2 separate regions of the Homo sapiens genome follow, and region 2 is linked to region 1. The links are chromatin contacts, found by Hi-C or POLR2A ChIA-PET in ENCODE. All regions are on one chromosome and are shown on one strand. Each heading gives the region's core, a stretch centred on a gene start or an enhancer-like site at or near the end of the contact. The rest is flanking DNA. Distances are from core to core; before and after follow the strand shown.

The links. A loop is a pair of places that touch in the nucleus more often than their neighbours do. ChIA-PET counts read pairs that join two places held with the same protein, here RNA polymerase II (POLR2A). Pooled maps may share reads with other maps.
Region 2: a loop to region 1 is called in a map of IMR-90, with 2.5 times the contacts of the local background. The contact joins two enhancer-like sites. A Hi-C loop is called at or near these places in 1 of 168 maps with a recorded cell type or tissue (IMR-90) and 4 of 50 pooled maps. POLR2A ChIA-PET finds 5 or more read pairs at or near these places in 3 of 52 experiments (activated CD4-positive, alpha-beta T cell, activated CD8-positive, alpha-beta memory T cell and naive thymus-derived CD4-positive, alpha-beta T cell).

The regions. Positions count from the first base shown.
Region 1 is chr9:131,439,204-131,445,042 of GRCh38, reverse strand. It overlaps PRRC2B (proline rich coiled-coil 2B), which reads right to left. Exons shown (of 32, transcript NM_013318.4): 6 at 715-858. Among named protein-coding and RNA genes, the nearest start is that of SNORD62A, 44 kb to the left of the region's middle. Within about 2 kb of position 3,427, at least 3 of the 41 ENCODE cell types and tissues checked have a DNase peak (open chromatin) inside an H3K27ac peak, as active enhancers do.
Region 2 is chr9:131,176,664-131,182,502 of GRCh38, reverse strand. NUP214 (nucleoporin 214) reads right to left here. Exons shown (of 36, transcript NM_005085.4): 24 at 4,093-4,192. Among named protein-coding and RNA genes, the nearest start is that of NUP214, 54 kb to the right of the region's middle. Within about 2 kb of position 2,487, at least 2 of the 41 ENCODE cell types and tissues checked have a DNase peak (open chromatin) inside an H3K27ac peak, as active enhancers do.

The DNA of each region.
Region 1 (5,839 bases), core at 2,178-4,677:
TTGGGGATACATCAAGGCAAGCAAACAAAAGGCCTCACAATTTAAGACCTGATCAAGACCCCTGGACTACATGAGCCACTTCAAAATCCCTGAGTAGAACACGTGGAAAATCACATTCCTAAACACCACCTTAACCTCCAGCCACCCTCGGCTTCCAAGGAGAAATTTCCAGCCAGTGCTACACAATCCTGCCACTTCCCTGGCCCGACCTAAGATGAGGGGCCAGTAGAGACCAGTACCAGGCTGATTTATGTAACAATCCCCAGAGGAATGGGTTAAAAATACAGGTCCTAATTGGGCTGGGGGAGGGGAGGACTGGAAATCAGACTCATTCACAAACTCCCCAGTGATTCCGACTAGATGTAGCTAGGATTGGGAGCTTTAGAAAACAAGCTCTTGAACCGGGGACCTAAGTTAATTGGTCCTTTGTCCATCCTTGCCACAGCCACCAGGCACAGCAAAATTAACAACCGGATGACAGAGGGGGAGGGGACAGGCCTGGCCCAACCCAAGAGACAAAAAAGGCACAAGGCCCAATCCAATGGCCTAGGCAGCAAGTCCAATGGATGCACAGATCACGTGGCGAGTCAAAGAGCCACGTTTCCAGCTCGAACCGGAGACCCCAGTGGCATCAGCACCCTTTTAGGAGTGCAGAGAGATGAGAGGAGGAAGTTCTGTTACTCCATCGAGTGCCCAGAGGCTGCAGTCACTTACTCTGAGGGCGGAGGCTTGGTCCTGGCCCATACGACAGATCTAAGACGCCCTTTTCTTTGCCAGCCTTGTCCTGCCCTCCAGCTGCTTTCAGCGTCGGAAATTCCTCGGGAGAGAAGGATAACAGTCGGCTTGAGCCCCTTAAACCTGTCAAGAAGACGGGGTAGACATGGAGGAAGTGAGATGGAGTCAACAGTCGTCTGCTTCCCAGCTCCACACCTTGAAAGCCGTGTTGCCTGGAAGTGGGCTTTTGAAGGGAGTCTTGTCACAAGGGTGCTCTGTGCTGGCAGATGCCACGAGGGTGCTGAGGGTGGCAAGGGAGACTGCTGCTGACAGCATCATGCCCCTTCCCAGCTGACCTGCAAGGACCAGTGCCTGCTTACAAATGGAAAGAGGTAAGACATCACAGCCGCTCCAGGCCACAGCCTGCCCCAGCAGGGAAGGTTCTACTGACTGCCTGGGGCCACAGACAAGCACAGCCTCCTATAAAATCAGCCCAGGGGAGGCCAAGAAGGCAACTGCTTTCCTGTGGAGGCAACACCTACAGAGTGTGCTGCCATCCCTGCCCCAGTCCACCCCAAAAGGATTAAGATGCTGCTTTTGCCTGGCACAGTGGCTCACACCTGTAATCCTAGCACTTTGGGAGGCCAAGGTGGGTGGATCATTTGAACTCAGGAGTTCAAGACCGGCCTGGGCAACATGGCAAAACCCTGTCTCTACCAAAAAATACAAAAAATTAGTCTGGTGGCGGGCGCCTGTAGTCCCAACTACTCAGGAGGCTGGGGTGGGAGGATCACTTGAGCCCGGGAGGTGGAGGTTGCAGTGAGCCGAAAACGTGCCACTGCACTCCAGTCTGGGTGACAAAGTGAGACCCTCTCTCTAAAAATAAAAAAATAGGCCAGGCGTGGTGGCTCACGCCTGTAATCCCAGCACTTTGGGAGGCCGACGCGGGCGGATCATGAGGTCAGGAGATCGGGACCATCCTGGCTAACATGGTGAAACCCCATCTATACTAAAAATACAAAAAAAAATTAGCCAGACGTGGTGGCGGGCGCCTGTAGTCCCAGCTACTCGGGAGGCTGAGGCAGGAGAATGGCGTGAACCCAGGAGATGGAGCTTGCAGTGAGCCGAGATCGTGCCAATGCACTCCAGCCTGGGCAACAGAGCGAGATTCCGTCTCAAAAAAAAAAAATAATAAAATAAAATAAAATAAAATAAATAAAATAAAATAAACAAATGCTGCTTTCTACCATCAAATGTGGTAAGATCAGGTGGAAATTAGATTTATACACATGAGTAACTCCTCATTCACCTGTCCTTCCGCATTTTGTACTAAGTTCCTTGAGCCCTACAAGGCCAAACATTTCACTCTTATAATCCTGGGAACAGTTTATTTCTTCATTCTTTCATTCATTCCTTGACATTACAACCTGCTTTAGAGAAGAAGCCTTTCCTAATGTTGTTCCCTTACACAGAAAACTTAGCACAGAGGTTCTGCCACCATTTTTGGATGAACAGATTAAAAATGGCACGTCTTTTGATCTGGAATATGCAGCACACTCCAGACAGGAGCAATCTAGGAACAGTGGCGACACCACACAACAAATGGCCCCCTGTGGAATGCCTTGTTCCCTATACAGCTAAACCCAAATCTTCCCCTAAGTAGTTTAAATTATTCTTAGCACCACTGATCCACGGGCCTGTTCACTAAAGCCGACTGTGCCGGAAAGGCGCGGCTGGATCACCACACAAGCACGTGGCAGCAATTCGCTTGCCACTCCCTTAGTAAAAAGGTCCAGGGTCAAATAAACCTGACGGTAAGACTGGACACCATTCACCAATGACCAGCCAGAGATGGACTCTAAGTGTCATGAAGGAGCTCCAGTGCTCTGTGAAGGGGGCTCTGACTCAGAGTCGCTTCATTATGGTAGAAGGTCACTGGCAAGAATCAAATAAAAACTGTATTTTTAAAATACAGTATCACCAGCCTGGACAACATGATGAAACCCCATCTCTACAAAAATCACAAAAATTAGCCGGGCATGGTGGTGCATGCCTGTAGTCCCATCTACTTGGGAGGCTGAGGCGGGAAGATTGCTTGAGCCCAGAAGACTGAAGCTATAGTGAGCCAAAACTGCACTACTGCACTCCAGCCTGGGCAACAGAATGAAACCCTGCCTAAAAAAAAACAAACAAACAAACAAAAAAAAAGGTAGATTTGAAATTAGGAAAAAAACCAGCACCTGTCCAACATTGCTGTTCCATCTCTTTCTTCTGCTTCGAGAATCATGAATATATTATTGTAAGCATGAATTAATCTTAATAAGGATAAAGGGTAGGAAAAAAAAAAATCTCACACCAAAATACCAGTATTCATAAGGTCCCAATGTTTTATGATGTTCACCTGCCATCTGTTCTCTGCCATGAGAAACTGAGGCAGGAAAGTCAGGGGGCTTCTTCCGAGGTCACAGGCTGAGCCACTGGTGGGGCAGCAGCTGGTATCTGAGCCTCTGACCTCTGCCCAAACATGCAATCAGGTCTCCTGGGTCTGTTTCAGGTGACCTATCAACTGAGTCTATCAATTCAGGAAAAGTCCTTTTGAATTCCAAAGAGTCATGAAAACACTTGTGGGCAACACCCTCAAATCCCCACACTCCTGACAGTGTCACAGATGCATGACTCTAGCACGAGAGGGGGAACTGAAACTGACTTTTACACTTGGCCCCCACCCTGCCCAGTGTGTCGATTCTGTGGGCTGGCAGGTTTCTGCCTGCAATTATTTTCTTTGTTTTTTTAAATTTTGTGTAGAGAAAGGGTCTTGCTATGTTTTTCAGGCTGGACTTAAACTCCTGGGCTCAACCAATCCTCTCACCTTGGCCTTCCAAGTAGCTGGGATAACAGGTGTGTGCCACCACGTCCAGTTTAAAATTATTTTCTCCATCAAGCTTTATTGTGATACAGTTACATTACCTACATTTTTTATAGGTAACACAGTGACATGGTTCAGAAGTGAACACCATGTAAAGGTAGACACAGAAGCCTTCCTCTCACCCCTATGCCCATTTGCCCCCTTCTGACTCCCTCAAAAAAACTGGCAGTTTTCTGTTACCTTCTGGAGATTTTTAAACACATATACATCAGTATACAGATGGGTGGCTTTTAAAACATGCATATACAACATTTTTTAGAAGTGTATTTTTTCTCACTCCCATTTTTCTGTTTTGTCCTTTAAGATAGGGTCTTGCTCTGTCACCCAGGTTGGTGTACAGGAGTGTGACCACAGCTCACTGCAGCCTCCACCTCTGGTGCTCAGGTGATTCTCCTGCCTCAAGCCTCCCAAGTAGCTGGGACTACAGGTGTCTGCCACCACACTTGGCTGATTTTTTGTATTTCTTGTAGAGACAGGGTTTCACCATGTTGCCCAGGCTGGTCTCGAACTACCGGACTCAAGCAATCCTTCTGCCTCAGCCTCCCAAAGTCCTGGGATTACAGGTGTCCAGCCCTCACCCCCATTTTTTACACAAATGGTTAAGATACTATACATACCATTCTGTACTTTTTTTCACCTGAAGATCTTGCCAAATCAATAGAAAACTTCTGCTTTTTTTCTTTATAGCCAAATCACATTTCATTAAAGTACCATAATTTTACAGGCATTTCAAGGGACTGTTTGCAATCTTTTGCTATTATAATGTTGCAGTGAATAATCTTATGCGCAAGTCATTTCACACACGGGCGAGTATAATTTGTAGAGCAATTTCCTCAGGGTGCACTTGCTAGGTCAAAGGGTATTATGTGTTATTATTTTGCCAGGCAGCGCCAAACTGGCTTCCATAGGAGTTGGGCCAATTTATACAGAAGTTTTTCTTTTAATTTTTGTAGTTCTTTTTAAATAAAAATTAATATATTCTATCTATTTTTAAAAATTCTAACCTTATGGAGGTTGCAGTGAGCTATTGTGCCACTGCACTCCAGCCTGTGTGACAAAGCAAGACTCTGTCTCAAAAAAAACAAAAACAAAACAAAAAATTCTAACCTTACAGAAATATAAGATATGGAAAGCCAAAGAACCAGTTACAAGTCCAGTGAATGCTCTTCATAAAGCATCTTCAAAGACCCTTTTGAGGTCAGGCACGGTGGCTTACGTCTGTAATCCCAGCACTCTGGGAGGCCAAGGTAGGAGGATCATTTGAGCCCAGGAGTTGGAGACCAGCCTGAGCAACATAGTGAGATCTCGTCGCAACCAATCAATCACTCAGTCAATCAATTAATCAATAAGCCAGGCGTGGTGGTGCATGCGCCTGTGATCCCAGCCCCAGCTACTTGGGAGGCTGAAGTGGGAGGATCTCTTGAGCCTAGGAGTTTGAGATCAGCCTGGGCAACATAGTGAAATCTTGTCTCTACTCAGAATGGAAAGAAAAAAAAAAAAAATCAGCCAGATGTCGTGGTACACACCTGTAGTCCCAGCTACTCAGGAAGCTGAGGTGGGAGGATTGCTTGAGCCCGGGAGATCGAGGCTGCAATGGGCTATAATTGTGCCACTGCACTCCTGCTGGCACTCGATCTGTACCCTCAGCCCCTTGGGAGAAGCTGGGGCACTGAAATCCAATTGGCACATTGATCGGTCATTTCCCGTTGGAGACTGAGGGAAGAGCCTTTGAGCACAGGGATTTCAACCCATAAGGGGCAGGACCTCCTAGGCATGGCAGGCTGGGGGTGAGGTTCAGGTAACGAAGGATGTGCAGCTGGTTTTCTAATACAGGCTACTAAAGACCAAGTCTGGTGAAGCCTTGGCTGGCAGGGGTAGTGCAGGAAGCAGAAGGCGATATCAGGATGGTGGCAAAGGGTAATAAAGGGCAGCCAGTGCTGCTTTACAGGAGAAAGTGAATTGTGGGCTTTCCCCAGTACATTCCTTTGAATCGTCTGCCCACACCACGACCACTCTCCTTCCCACTCAGAGCTGCTGCCTAGTTTGGTCTGAAGCACAGTATGCTAGAAACATTCAAGCTATCATCAAAAATCACCAGCAGCACAGCCCAGTCAGCACTCCTCTGTCTCAGCAAGAGCACACATCCAAAGAAACCAAAGAGCTGGCACCTCTACAGAGTCAGCGCCCGCTGTGCACAGG
Region 2 (5,839 bases), core at 1,238-3,737, 260 kb after region 1:
GCTATAATTTTATATTTTATTCAGTTAGATTATCATAAGGAGCATGCAACCTAGATCCTTTGCATGTGCAATTCACAATAGGGTTCATGCTCCTATGAGAATCCAAAGCTGCCGCTGATCTGACAGGAGGTGGAGCTCAGGTGGTAATGCTCACTTGCCTGCCGCTCACCTGCTGTGTGGCCCAGTTCCTAAGAGGCCACAGACCGGTACTGGTCTGCAGCCCAGGGCTGGGGACCCCTAATCTATAAGAAATCCATTTTATTTTTTTAAATTATTTTTGTTTATTGTGGTAAAATACACTTAACAAAATCTGCCATCTTAAAAGTAACCATTTTTAAGTGCACATGTAGTTCAGTGATACTAAGTACATTCACATTGCTGTGCTACAAGAAACCCATTTTAAATATAAAGACAAAATAAGTTGAAATAAAAGGATGGAAAAGATATGTTGTGGTGCTGGGACAACTGGATATCCACATTCAAAACAATGAAGTTGGATCTCTACTTCACACCATTTACAAAAATTAACTCCAAATGGATCAGAGACCTAGATATAAGAGCTAAAACCACATAACTCTTCAAAGAAAACATCGGTGTAAATCTTTATGACCTTGGATTAGGCAATGGTTTCTTACATGTGACACCTAAAGCACAAGCAACAAAAGAAAAAATAGATAAACTGGACTAAATTTTCGTGTCAAAGGACACAACAAGAAAGTGAAAAACAACTCAAAGAATGGGAGAAAATATTTGCAAATCATATGCTTGATGAGAGACTTGAATACAGATTATATAAAGAAACTTAGAGCTCAAAAATAAAAAGACAACCTAATTTTAAAATGGAGCAAAGGAACTAAATAGATATTTCTCCAAAGATACAACTGGCCAATAAGCACGTGAAAAGATGCTCAATATCACCAGCCATTAGGGAAATGCAAATCAAAACCACTGATAGTGTGAGATACCATTTTATACCACTAGGATGACTATAACCAAAAAGATAGTCAATAATGAGTGTTGGTGAGGATGTGGAGAAGCTGGAACCCCCATACATTGCTGTTGGGAATGAAAAATGGTGCAGCACCTCTGTAAACCAGTTTGAGCTATGTAATCCAGCGATTCCACTCCTACATACATACCCAAAAGAACTGAAAGCAGGGACTCAAACAGACACTGTCCACCAACAGTCTTTCCTGACCTACTCCCCCAGCATTCTTCCTCTTGTTCCCTCTACTCTCGTCACCAGAGGTCCCCCCTGACTCGCTCTTCAACTTGTAGACACGCTCCTGCTACAGGCCCTGTGCTTGGAGCTTTCTTCCGAGATATTAATGAGACCTGCTGTGTGGCCTTTCTCTCTTCATTCAAAGGTCACCTTCCTGAGAAGGCCTTCCCTGGCCACCCTATTTAAAATTATAACCCATGTTCAGACAATACTCTCTAACCTTTCCCCCGCTTTAATTTTCTCCATCACACCATATCACCATCTAATATATTACATATTTTACTTATTTATTTTGATTATTGTTTGTCTCTCCAAACAATCAGTCTGTTAGTTTTTTTGGTCTATTTTGTTAACAACAAAACAGGTAGTTTATCTCCAGCTCCTAAGAATACTGTGTGGCATACAACAAATGCTCATTAAGTATTTGTTGAAAGAATGAATAAATGAATGAATGCACACCAAAATAAGTGTTTGTGTAATTGGCAGTTTCCCGGCTGTCTTCTTGTTTGGTTTGTCTTATTCAACTACCCTATCTCTAGTACCCAGGGCAGTATCATGCTCACAGCAGACGCTGTGTAAGAATCTGCTGAATCAAGCGATGGAGCACTGCAAAGGAATTTGAATAGCTGTGGGTTGGCGCCAGATAAACACTCTTCCAACGAACTGAATGGATGAGGCCAATGAACATAAAGTACACCAATGGCAGAAATATGTAAGCTCATCCTATGATGAATCTTCTGTAGATACCACTGAGAAAAAGCTAACTGCAAAATTAAATACTTAAAATACACTTAGGAAACTACTGTTTAAAAGAATCTGTTCCACGAGAGCTGGCTGAAAATAATTTTAAAAATAAAACATAAAAGAATCTGAAAGCAAGTCATTTTACAATGAACATATTCTCTCGATCTTTCCTGGGGAGGGGTGGCAGTAAACACCAATTTTCACTTTTCAATTTATGTTTGGAGTAGAGTTTACCTATTATTCAATAAATGATTATTGAAAGGAATGCTTCTACATTTCAGGCACCATGCTGGGCATACACATGAAATAATTATACCAGAGTCTAATTCTGTGGAGAATGGAACAGAAAGTTTCTTCAAGATTTCTTAAGTTGTCTGAGATTTTTTGTCAGAAAGAGTAGACTCAAAATTACTCCTTGAACAAACCCTTCATCAAAGATCAGCTCAGATGAACCATTTAGGGAAATGAAGCTTGAGAAAAGGAGAAGTGGAATCTCCAAAAGGTGCTTCTCATACATGGTTAGCACCTAATATATCTCAGAAACACTAGACAATACTTCCTGTACCATATGCTGAGTTTTCCCATCTTATGTAACATTCTGCCTTGCCTTCCCTATGCTGGGAATCTGGCTACAATTCCCAAACTCTAATGCATAGTTCTTTCCCTTGAAAAGCTTGCAACAACCACAAATACCATCTTGGTCTAAACAGCATACCAAGGCTCCGAGGTCACTACAAAATAGTAATAGAGAAGGCTTGTTTTTTGGCTGTTAGTATGGCCCTGAGATAACTAAAAATTCCTCAAACAAGCAGTGTTGATAAACAGAACAACATGGAAAAAAAGAGGCCAGCGGACCAGTGAGGCAGGGCCACTTGAGAGAGGGAAAACAGAACCGTGGGCAGATCTGCTCTGTGCAATGGCAGAGGGTGGGCACGCTGTGGAGAACCACAAGGTCTATGGCTGCCCTTCTTGCTGCTAGACTAATCATGGGTACCAGACACTAACTCCCTGAAATCTGATACTAGTCCTCAAGATCCCCATGTTCCAAGTGAGGAAATGTCCCTCAACTCTTCCCTTTGCCACAGGGGATGGTGGTTGGTCTAAAGGGATCACAGTCACAAAATATGCAGGGCAAAGCAGGGCACAGGCATGTTCTGCGAACCTGCCCAGGGCAGCGGGAGGGAGTCAGCACCCTGAATTCCGAACACAGATGAGGACTAAAGACAAATGAGCTAGGCTGGGCACAGTGGCTCCTGCCTATAATCACAGCACTTTGTGAGGATGAGGTGAGAGGATCACTTGAGCCCAGAAATTTGAGACCAGCCTGGGGTGACATGGCAAAAACTCCATCTCTACAAAAAATTAAAAAATTAGCTGGGTGTGGTGTCATGTGCCTGTAGTCCCAGCAGCTACTTGGGAGGCAGATATGGGAGCATGGCTTGGGCCCAGAAGGTTAAGGCTACAGTGTGCCATGATCGTACTGCACTCTGCACTCCAGTCTGGGCAAGAGTGAGACCTTGTCTAAGAAAAAACAAAAAACAAAAAACAACAACAACAACAACAACAAAACCACCACCACCACCAAAAAAACAAGTGAGCTCCACCAGCAACAATCCAGCCCTCAAACATGGCATGGCAGAGAAGCTAAAGTCTCCAAACAGAGGTGCTGTCTTTTATACAAAAGCAAAAGAAATGGGAAGAACAGAAATGCCTGGAGAAGGGAAGTGAGGGAGGAGAGTGTCACCCTTGAGATTACAGTTTCCAGAATCAAGTCTGCATGAGACCCAAAGCATCAACTCTGGAACCCCTAGGGCATTAAAAAAAAAAAAAAAATCAACCTGCACACCTAATGTGTACCACACAGAGACTTACACATGGCAAACAGAAACTGAGCATACAGCATCAAGACAAACTTTAAAAGTTTGTGAGGCAACTGTCACCGGCCAGTTAAAAAGGACAGTCTCCTGAAAATGCATTGTGTAGGCAGGCTTAGCCGCCACCCCCCTTATAACCTAAGGCGGTGCAGGAAAACCAGACTGTGACAGTGGCACTGCTGCTCCCTGCAGGCAGTCCACCGCTACTACAGAAGCAGCCAGGGGCTGAAACACACTGCAGTCAGAACATACCCCATGGCTGTAGAAGGGGTTGCAGGGTTATTCTTCAATTCCTGCACATTTACCACTTGAGGGACATTCTTCAACGTTGATTCAGTCAAAGTGTTTACAGCTAATTTAAACAGAGAAGAGAGAACACCATATTAATTCCAGCAAAGGATAAAAAGTTCTAGCCACATATAAATGAAAAACCAAGACATGAGCCCAAGCAGATTAGAGCCTTATCATGTGAAGGAAATCTACTCTAGGTAGTTCTTGCAGCATTGTGTTCAAAGGAACACCTGGCCTACTCCATTAACACAGGTGATGGAACAAGGCTTCCTGTAACTGAATCGAATGTACTAGAGTAGGGGAAAAGAATTCTCTGGCCAGCTTTTCTACACAGAGCTGAGACACCTGCCACACTGCTGGTCTGTCCTGGAAAAGGGCAGCTTGAGCTAGAGGATTAACAGCATCTAGACTCAGGATTTCTGCCACTCATTCACTGTCTTTCTTTAACATGGGCTTATTATGTGCCAGGCTCTGTGTTAGGGGCTGCGAATACAAAATGTATCTATAGTTTCTTCTCTAAAGAAACTCATGGCCTAGTGAGACAGAAAGGCATAATGAATAAAATGTGGAAAATGGAGCTTGGACAATAATGGGAGAAGAGACTAAGAGGCATATATCTGACACCTCCTCATCAGCTTTCGTCTTATAATTGTAAATTGTATCCCAAAAGACTTAATGACATTCTATAATTAGCAATTAAGGAAGCCTGAGCAAAGCTTGTGGCTCATTACTAACTGCATCACTGGCCAAGGTGAAAGTGGTTATCACAAGCAGAATGACAGACCTGTAGTTAATTCTCTTTTATTCCCTCTTTCAAAGAAGTGACCAGAACATCTTGCCCACGACTGCACATCTTTCATATTTCATATTCAAAGGTGCCTATACCTTAGAAATTTTTGCATCCAACATGATAATACAGATCACACCACCTTCTGCTGAGTGGAACAATCCTCAATCCTAATAGATTTTAACGTTTTACAGATCATTGACTTGATCAACTTGATTTCAGGCCTGTTCAGCACAATGGCAAGATTCTACCTGGTCCAAGTAATATTTAAAGAGATCAAAGAATTCTATTTTTAGAAAGCCCAAAGGTACCTCAAAAGTTATCTTTGTTTTGTTCTTCAATATATATGTTAGATGTCTTAATAAAGGTTTTAATATTTGAATTTTTCTTTACAATCTTTTGACTTATCACTGTTTAATGTTAGTTCTTTTTTCCTAAATCAAACTATTATGTCTTTTTAGTCTTTAAAAAAAACTCTAAATTGATAAGTGTTGTAAGCAGTGATACATCTAAAAAATAATTTTACTCAGCTAAAATGAAAATATTTGGCTTATATCTGTTTCTTGACCCTGGCACTACTGACATTTTGGGGCTAGATAACCCTTTGTTGTGGGGGTGTCTTATGCATTTTAAAGATTTTTTTTTTGCAGCATTCCTGGCCTCTACCCACTAAATGCCAGCAACACTGCCAACTGTTTCAGGGGTGGAGGACAGGGAAGTGGGGGCAGCCTCTAGTTGAGAACTACTAGCTTATAAAACTGATAACTAGTGATAACTGAAGTCCTTGAGACCAACTACGCAGACTGTAAAATCCTAATGTACAATGTACATTAACGTAGAAAGTAGTAGAAAGTTTGGGATAATGACAAGCCACTGACGAAATGTTAAGTGCTAACTGACTTATTAGCGCTTCCTTCTGTA